2 separate regions of the Homo sapiens genome follow, and region 1 is linked to region 2. Evidence: read pairs that join two places in POLR2A ChIA-PET (ENCODE). Cell type or tissue: GM12878. All regions are shown on one strand. Links, peaks and the distances in the headings refer to the core of each region. The heading gives the core; the rest is flanking DNA. Region 1 has its middle 16 kb from the start of BLNK. Region 2 overlaps ENTPD1 (ectonucleoside triphosphate diphosphohydrolase 1).

Evidence for each region. ChIA-PET counts read pairs that join two places held together with the same protein. Peaks named below come from ENCODE experiments on the same cell type or tissue, not always from the same donor. Only the 100,000 strongest peaks of a DNase experiment are listed, where the experiment ranks them.
Region 1: POLR2A ChIA-PET joins it to region 2 with 7 read pairs; 2 of 35 experiments call an interaction of 5 or more read pairs at or near these places.

Annotation. Positions count from the first base shown.
Region 1 is chr10:96,285,409-96,289,805 of GRCh38, reverse strand. No RefSeq gene overlaps it. Among named protein-coding and RNA genes, the nearest start is that of BLNK, 16 kb to the right of the region's middle. RefSeq lists enhancers at 1,430-1,599, 2,110-2,329. In GM12878, for the core only: no CTCF peak of the experiment used is centred there; DNase peaks (open chromatin) are centred at 1,345 and 1,905; H3K4me3 peaks cover 2,075 bases; H3K27ac peaks cover 3,289 bases.
Region 2 is chr10:95,829,723-95,834,119 of GRCh38, reverse strand. All of the region lies in intron 2 of ENTPD1 (ectonucleoside triphosphate diphosphohydrolase 1), which reads right to left. The region is part of intron 4 of ENTPD1-AS1 (ENTPD1 antisense RNA 1); the gene reads left to right. Among named protein-coding and RNA genes, the nearest start is that of ENTPD1, 76 kb to the right of the region's middle. RefSeq lists enhancers at 1,200-1,439, 2,605-2,664. In GM12878, for the core only: no CTCF peak of the experiment used is centred there; a DNase peak (open chromatin) is centred at 1,729; H3K4me3 peaks cover 665 bases; H3K27ac peaks cover 4,000 bases.

The DNA.
Region 1 (4,397 bases), core at 218-4,217, 460 kb before region 2:
GTGATTTAATTTGTTGGAACCAGAAAAACCTGCTCTTCAGAGTTCTCTTCTGCAAGCCTGGCCTTATCAATACATCAATCTGGTCATCCATCCATCACATGGTGGCTGCTGTCAATCATGGTTCCCTGCGCTGGAGCCCTCCACACGCAGTATTACAAATGCTCCCAGCCCTGAGGGAAAGGTGGCTCTAAAATTCCTTTTCTGTCGAGCACATTTTGCGTATGCTTATTAAGTTTTAAAAATTTGGAAACAAGTTACCCAAAACATCCCACTCATCAGTTGGTCCTGGTGCTGTAACGAATTACAACAATATTTTCTCTCTGTCAATGATGGTAAGTGAATTCTCAAGAAGTATACTGGAAACCAGCACAGGATACTTTGGCCTTTTTGATGGGGGTCACGTGATTTAATTTTCATGGTGAATTTTGGTTAATTCTATACTAGTCTAGAGAATTGTACGTGTGTCCGTGTGTGTGTGCTCTCATGAATAAAAACCCACCCACAGAGCCCGCTCCATGGACCTGGACCTGTGCAGTCACAGAGGGCCCTACATTCAGAAGACTCTCACCTTGTCTCACAATTTGAAGAAGGGGACTCACATCTTCATTTTGCACTGGATCTCACAACATACATAGCCAGTCCTGCTCTCCATGAAATATTGGACTTTGTTCAAAAACACAAGCAAGTTTTTATGTTTTAATTTAATTTAATTAATTAATTTATTTAGAGATGAAGTTTCGCTGTGGAGTGCAGTGGCCTGATCTCGGCTCACTGCAACCTCTGCCTCCTGGGTTCAAGTGATTCTCCTGCCTCAGCCTCCCGAGTAGCTGGGATTACAGGCGCCTGCCACCAGGCCCGGCTTATTTTTTGTATTTTTAGTAAAGATGTGGTTTCATCATGTTGGCCAGGCTGGTCTCGAACTCCCAACCTCAGGTGATCCACCCACCTCGGCCTCCCAAAGTGCTGGGATTACAGGCGTGAGCCACCATGCCTGGCCACAAGCAAGTTTTAAAAAATTTGATAGTTATCAGTATTATTAAAATACCTACCATTCAGGGATATAGAAAAATCATATACCAATGCATACAGGGAAAAATGCTTCATCATGCCAGTATACACAAACATCATGAATCTTGAAAGAACAGCAGTAAAGAAATGGTTTTGTTTTGAAAGGATAAAAAAAACTATAGTTAATTTTTTTTGTTTGGGAGTATTAATTCTCACTATATCATATCCTGCTGTTAGAGGAAGTGAGAGAGAAACGAAAAGACTGAGAACAGAAGATCAGTCAAGGGTATAGAAAAGAAACAGAGAGGAATCAAGGAGTGGGAGATTGAAATGAATCAAGCACTAAGCCCTGTCGTCTTCTTTTGATGCAAAAAAGCAATTTGCATGGTCACTCCTTCTGATGGGGTCACCCTGATACTGATTTATCGGGGACACAGTTTATGTACTATCTTCACAGCATGCTTTTAAAATTTTTGTTCATCTGGGCTTGCTTTGAAAGAGACTAGAAACCTCATCGTGGAGATCTCTTTGGGTCGCTGGACTCAAAGTAAAACCAAGCTGTGCAGGAGGTTTTGATCTTTGAACTTTCCCTATGGTTGCAGGCTTGCCTTAATCTGTAATAATAAAGTTTTAAAAATAAGTTAACCTCTTTTCTTATATGGTGCAAATATATCTTTCTCCACTAAAGTTTCAGTGTTGCTTTTCTTTTGTGGCCCCTGCCATTTCTTTCACCTTTTCTTTTAAACAGATACATGTTCACTAAAAAAAAACGACTCTGTTGCTTTAAGAAGAAAAAAGTTACACTCGGTCAGTCTGAAAATGCAACACCTGGCGCCCATATTTAGAAATGTTAAAACACACACACATACATACACACACACATTAGCCTTTGGCACTGAACTGTGCAAAACATTACAGGAAGCTCATTGCTTAAGGGCAGTTGAGTTTAATCATTTATTTGTAAGTCAGTTGTTTGGTACTTAAAAGCACTTTTTCCCATAGAAGCAAAGCTATAAATGGTGTTTTGGTCCCCAGGCTCAAAAGACTGTTGGAGAAACGTCTGCCCTGGAGATGAAAATAGAAAATGATTCTGTGCTGATACAGTAATTGAGCCAAAAAGAAAAGCTAACAAAGCAAGGAATGGTTGGCCTTGAATGCTTATACTGGAAGAGGAATGGATTTCACCTGATGTTGTGGTGGAGGCAGCTGGGGATTTCCAAGGTGCCTGTGGGTCCTTCCAATGGCCCAGGCTCTTTGCGTGTTCAGTTTAAAGCCTGGGCATGTTCTTCATCCTCCACACCAGTCTGCATTCAGCAGTGCTTTTGTGTCGCTCCCATGTTTGGGTTCTATTTTGGCTCAGAATGGTAAAGAGAGTGAGAGAGGAAGGGAAATCTTTCTAGGGTGTCTAGGGTGTTGGAAAAAGGGTGGAGTAAAGGAACCCAGGTGACCTTGTGGTACCTTAGCTCTCTGTGTTCCTTTGGAATGGAACATCTTCTCTGTGCTCCTCTAGCCACACAGGAAACCTATTTGGATGTAAAGGTCCAGCTCACGTATGTCCTCTTCTCTGGGAGTCTGTCCCTAATTTTCTGAACTTCCCCAGTGCAGCTTTTCCATATGTCTGTGAAAGCACACTTTACATCATTTGGTTATTATTTATTTGTATATGTCTCCTCCATTTGACTAGGAACCCCTCAAAAGGAAGAAATAAATTCATTTTTTAAAAAATCTCAGGAACCTACACAACCTATAAATGCATGCTCCATTCATCTAAGTTGGAGCCAAGCTGTGAGCATTAAAAAAAAACAGGCCTGAGGGAGAAGACAGCGGGGACATCATCCCACCAAAAAGAGAGGTTGGGGGTTATGGGGAAGAGATCTGCACCAGAACCTGCCCATCTCACCCCATTTACCAGAGCTTCATTGGTCCAGAACCACATGCCTCTTATCAATGAGGAATGAAAGAAGGAGCCCTTGAGACCATGTGTAAGCTACTGCTTGACAACTATGGTGGATATACTTTGACGTTTCCCCAGCAGCCATTTTTCCCTTCTTCCAGTGACATCTCCTGATAGTCATGGAGTGATCACCCTATATATATAGGCTTGGGTGTGTACTAACCTAGCTCTAGGATGGAGGATAGGGTATTACTTTCCCTCTGGCTTTGGTGTTTGGCTCAGAGATGGAAAGACAGACAAAATATCCAATCAGGGTGAATCTCATTACTTTTGAGGGTGCCATCTTTATCCTGCTGTACTTGAACCTGAGGGGCTGTGAGTCCGGGGCAGCTGGAATGGTGGTGGTGAATATTTAACAACTGGCTCTCGAAAAACAACTCTGATTTGTAGCATTTGCCAATTCGTGTGGTGGAAACACTTCCGTCATGCTGATTTCAAGCTCTAACATAATGTTGCTGACCATCATAGTATTTCCATTGTAGACGTAAGTACAATAGATGAAACTCACCTCAAGAGCATAGAAAATATAAAATGTAAAATAGGAAGACATGAATTTTGAGTATTTATAACATTTTAAAAATATAATTTATTGAATTATAATCTTATATAATTTATTTTTTTCAAATAATGGCTGTGTTAACAATAGATTCACAAACTTTCTGAAAATTTAACAATTTTCTCTGAATAGTTGATATGAGCTAGATCCAGCAGCACACTGAGCCAGAGCCAGCTGGCCACCTTTAAGGAATAAATTAGCTACGACTCACACAGAGTGAAAAAAAATGGTCCTAGCCATAGTGTTTGGTTCCTAAACTCTGCAGCCTGCTCAGATGCAGCACATTTGGATATACCAACAATTTCCTTTTTTTAAATCCAGCCTGAGTTGGGCTGTTACTTGCAGTTAAAAGAGTCCTAAATGAAACACAAATATTTTTTATATGTTTGACATTTGTAAGTAAAACTACCATCTTACAGTATATAGCAGGTTTGATGCAGGACAGGCAAGCCCTCAAATTGGGGCTTAGCCTGGGAGCCTTCTTGGCGTCACCTAGGAAAGAATTCAAGGGTGAGCCAGTGGTGTTAAACTGCAACTTTTATTGAAGCAGCGGTGTACAGCAGCAGCAGAGGTTCTACGCCATAGGCAGTGTGCCCAGAGCATCAGCTCAGAGATAGTGCAGCATTCATATTTATGCCCACTTTTAGGCGTGGTTTATGCAGAAATTTCTAGGATGAGGATGGTAACTTCCAGGTTGTCGGGTCATTGCCATGGAAAGGGGCAGTAACCTTTGAGTGTTGCCATGGCAACTGTAAACTGACACAGCACACTGTTGGGCGTGCCTTAGCGGGAGGTGCTTCTGCCACGCACCTGTTTTAGCTAGTCCCTCAATTTGGTCTGGTGTCAGAGCACCGCCTCCAGAGTCCAGTCCCACTTCCT
Region 2 (4,397 bases), core at 131-4,130:
AGCCCTAAAAGAGGTTAATATTCATTGTCTAATATAAAGTAGTACCACTGGAGTTGTCCTACACCATCCCCAAAAAGCTCATAAGACAGATGCTGTGGTTTGACTGTTTTCCCCTCCAAAACTCATGTGTTGAAAACTTCATCACCAATGCATCAGCATCAGGAGGTGAGCCCTAGTGGGAGGTATTTAGGTATTCAAGTACTCTGCCCTCTTAAATGGATTAATGCCACAATTAAATGGGGTTTGGGGAGTGAGTTTGCTATCTCCTACTCTTTTGCCATTGTGAGGAACAGCATTCCTCCCTCCAGAGGATGCAGAGTTCAAGGCATCATCTTGGAAGCAGAGACCAGGCCCTTACCAGACACCAAGCCTGCCAGCACCTTGATCTTGGGCTTCTTGGCCTCCAGAACTGTGAGAAAAGTAATTTCTGTTCTTTATATTATAAATTACCAAGTTTGTCACATTCTGTTACAGCCACACAAAACAGACTAAGACATCTGGTAACACAGGCAAGTATGATCATTAACTTTTCATGGTCCCTTCAGACACAGTGTGTCTTCAAAAACTTTCTTAAAAGTTCCTGTAGCTTTAATGGTAACTTCAGCAGCCTCATCAGTCTGTCTCAGTGAGCTTGGGTTTATAAACAAAGCTTATAATTTTGAGTAAGACTCTAGTACTCTATAAACAAACCAGATTAGCTACAGAGATGCTAGTAGGGCCTATAAACATTTAGAGACCATTTTCTTCCTTTCCTTTTTCTTTAATTAGAGTTACTAGATCTTTAATACAAACCACAGTTCTGTTATTGTCTTATTTTTTAATTGCTGTAAAACACACATAACATAAAAGTTACCATTGTAACCATTTTTAAGTGCAGTTTTGTGGTATTAAGGATATTCACATTGTTGTGCAACACCATCTATCTGCAGATGTTGTTTTCTAAAACACACATTAAAATCCAATAGAGTAAAAATAATACAGATATTTTCCAAGAGTATTCGAGGTTGGAAATCAGAGCAAATCTTTCCAAAGTCTCCATAAAAAGATAAAATCACAAATGCTTATCTAAGAACAGCACTTTTGTTCATTTTGAAAAAGCAGATGCATGAGGAAAGGTCATTACCCTTTAACAGAAGCTGGAAATCCTGCAGAGTACTGGTTCAGTGACCATAATACACTAATAGCTAAGGGCCTTCCATAGGACATATCTTCATTAAAGCAGGTAGTCTCCATTGAGGACCTCTGATGTGCTCATCGCTCTGACAATTAAGTCACTTGTATTATTCCATTTAATTCTCACAACCATATTCTAAGTAGGTACTGTTACTATCTTGATTTTACATATAAGGGGAGGCATAGAGAGAATTTCTTGCCCAAAGTCTCGGCTAGAAAGTAGCATATCTGGGATTAAAATCAAAGTGGTCTGGTCCCTGAGCCTGCATTCACAGAAGAGGCAGCGTTTAATGAAGGCTAGTTGTTTGGCATTGGGTCAGTCTGGTGCTTGTGTGACAGAGACTCAGTGTGTGCCAAAATGTGGAATGTTTGTGCTAAAAGAATATCTGACAACCACTAACTGCCAGTGTTCAGTTACGAGTAGACAAGGAAGTGGGGAACCAAGCAGACGTCAAAGCTACCGCCCCACCTAGGTCCACCAGAACAAAGGTACTTTCCCAGGGGGAGTCTTGGGTACAGCTAATGACTCTTCAGTTCATTAAGGCTATTTTTTTTTAAGTTCTCATTGTGTCTCACAGGCAGTGGTTCACAGACTTCAGTGGCATGAGAACACCCCAGGATGCCTGCTAACACATGTAGCTTCTGAGGCCCTGCACTCTGGAGGTTCAAACTGAGAAGGCTCTGAGGGTAAGAGTGGGGAACTAGGATCTCTAGAGAACTCTGAGGCAGAGGTCTGCTTCCCTCACTGACACTGCCTGGCTACCAGGTTGGTCCTGGGTTCTTCACATACAAGGAGGGAACGGTTTTATCTGTTCAAGGTGCTTTCTCTATTCAGAGTCAGCAAACTTCTCTGGAGCAACTACCCAAATCAGATGTTGTGCTGGCTGTAATTTAACATTTATTTTATGATTATTTGATTAATGATTATCTCCCTCATTATACTATAAGTTCAAAACAAGGGTATAATAAATTTGCCCATCTTGCTCACTAATATATGCCAGGGCCTACAATAGAGTTGATATTCAATGGCTATTTGTTAAATGAATGAATGGAGTCAATGAATAAATAAAATGCAAACAAAGACAAATGAAATCCATTCCCTGTCCTCAATGTGCTTATAACCTTTTAGGTAGCTGGGCAAGTAAACATTTCAGAACAATAAAGAGTTCTTGCTGTGTTATGCCACATGTGGCCCAGGCATGAGGGCACTATCTCCCCAGCAGGGCTGAACCCAAACTAGGTCAGGCAGGAAGATGACAAGACTGGATCATCAGCATGGGTGGGCTGACCTGAAATGGGCTAGACAAGGGCAAGTCAGATGGGGAACAGTGGGAATAAAATAAAGATAACTGTCAATTTGTCACTAAGGCAGGTAAGCTGCAAAAATGATAAGACATGAGTTATCAATCACTGAGTGTCTGCAGTGGGCCAGGCCTTCTGCTCTGGACTCATATTTGCATGTACTTTATCCCACTGAATTCTCACAGTAATCTTACAAGAGAAGAAGCATCAGTTCCATCATACAAGTGGAGAAACTAAGGCTTAGAGAGGTTAACTCCTGTGACCCTAAGAGCACAGCGAAGATTCAAACCCAAGGCAATGTGAGTCCATGGCCCATGTTGTGTTGTACTCTAGGCAGGCAGAATAATGATCCCTGCAAGAGGACAGGGATGACAAATCAGAGGAAGTGAGTACAGGACAGCTGAAAGTCTTTCCATGTATGAAGTTGCACCAACAGAGGCTTGTGGCCACCACCCTCTTTAAACAGAAGCATTCGGAGTTTTCTCTCAGCATTAACCGTCCCAAGGTACCTGTTCCATCTTAATCTTAAAAGGTCCTCAAAGGAATTTTGTCACAAAGATCTGGTCAACCCAAGTGTCTTTCACATTATCCCCTCCCCTTACCCCACAGACAATGCCTTAATTCTGGCCTCGCCTGCCTTGCCTAGACCATGGCAGGAGCATGCTAACTGGTCTCTCCTCTAATCTGCTCTCCAGCCAAAAGGAATCTTGGGAACACAAATCTGGGCATCACTTCCTTGTATGAAACCCTTCAAAGCAGTGGTCTTCAATCAAAACTACTCATTAGAATCACATGGAAGATTTTAGAACGTATCAGTCCCTGGGCTTTTTTTTCTTTTTTTTGAGACAGAGTCTCGCTCTGTTGCCCAGGCTGGAGTACAGTGGCGTGATCTCAGCTCACTGCAACCTCTGCCTCCTGGGTTCAAGCAATTCTCCTGCCTCAGCCTCCCGAGTAGCTGGGATTACAGGTACCTGACAACATGCCCAGCTAATTTTTGTATTTTTAGTAGAGACAGTTCACCATGTTGGCCAGGCTGGTGTCGAACTCCTGACCTCAAGTGATCTGCCGGCCTCAGCCTCCCAAAATGCTGGGATTACAGGAGTGAGCCACCACGCCCGGTGATCTACAATATTTTGAACCATTTTTATTTAACTGTAACCTCCAAAGATGATTTAATTGACCTGAGATGGGGCCCAGCCATATTTTTGAAAAGCTCCTCAGGTGCTTCTAACATGGATCCAAGCTTGAACACCACTGCAGTTTAATGGATGAGATGCCCACTTTTAAGCCAAAAATACTAAGCTCAGACTTGGACCTCCTCTTCCACCTCTCCTTCCTGCCCCCATATTCAACAATCTAACCATACTGAGCTGCTGATTCCCCAGGGATTGCATATGATTTCAAGCTGTCACTCTTCAACACATGATATAATCTTTGTCTGGAACATGTCCTATCCCACTTTCTAGAAAACTCCTTACCATTTGTCTTAGTCCATTCTCTGTTGCTATCACTGAATACTTGATACTGGGTAATTTATTTAAAAAATAAATGTATTTCTTACAGTTCTAGAAGCTATGAAGTCCAAGGTCAAGAGGCAACATCTCAGGAGGGCCTTCTTGCTGGTGGGGACTCTCTGCAGAGTCCCGAGGTGGCACAGGGCATCACATGGCAAAGGGGGCATACTGAGAGCCAAACTAGCTTTTAATACAGACCTACTCTAATAATAACTAACCCACCCTGTGATAACTCAATCCATTTATCCATGAATGGATTAATCCATTCATGAGGTCAGAGCCCTCATGACCCACCACCTCTTAAAGGCCCTGCCTCTTAATACTATTATACTGGGGATTAAGTTTCAACATGAGTTTTGGAGGGATCAAACATTCAAGCCATAGCACTTAAGACTCAGCTCCAAGGCT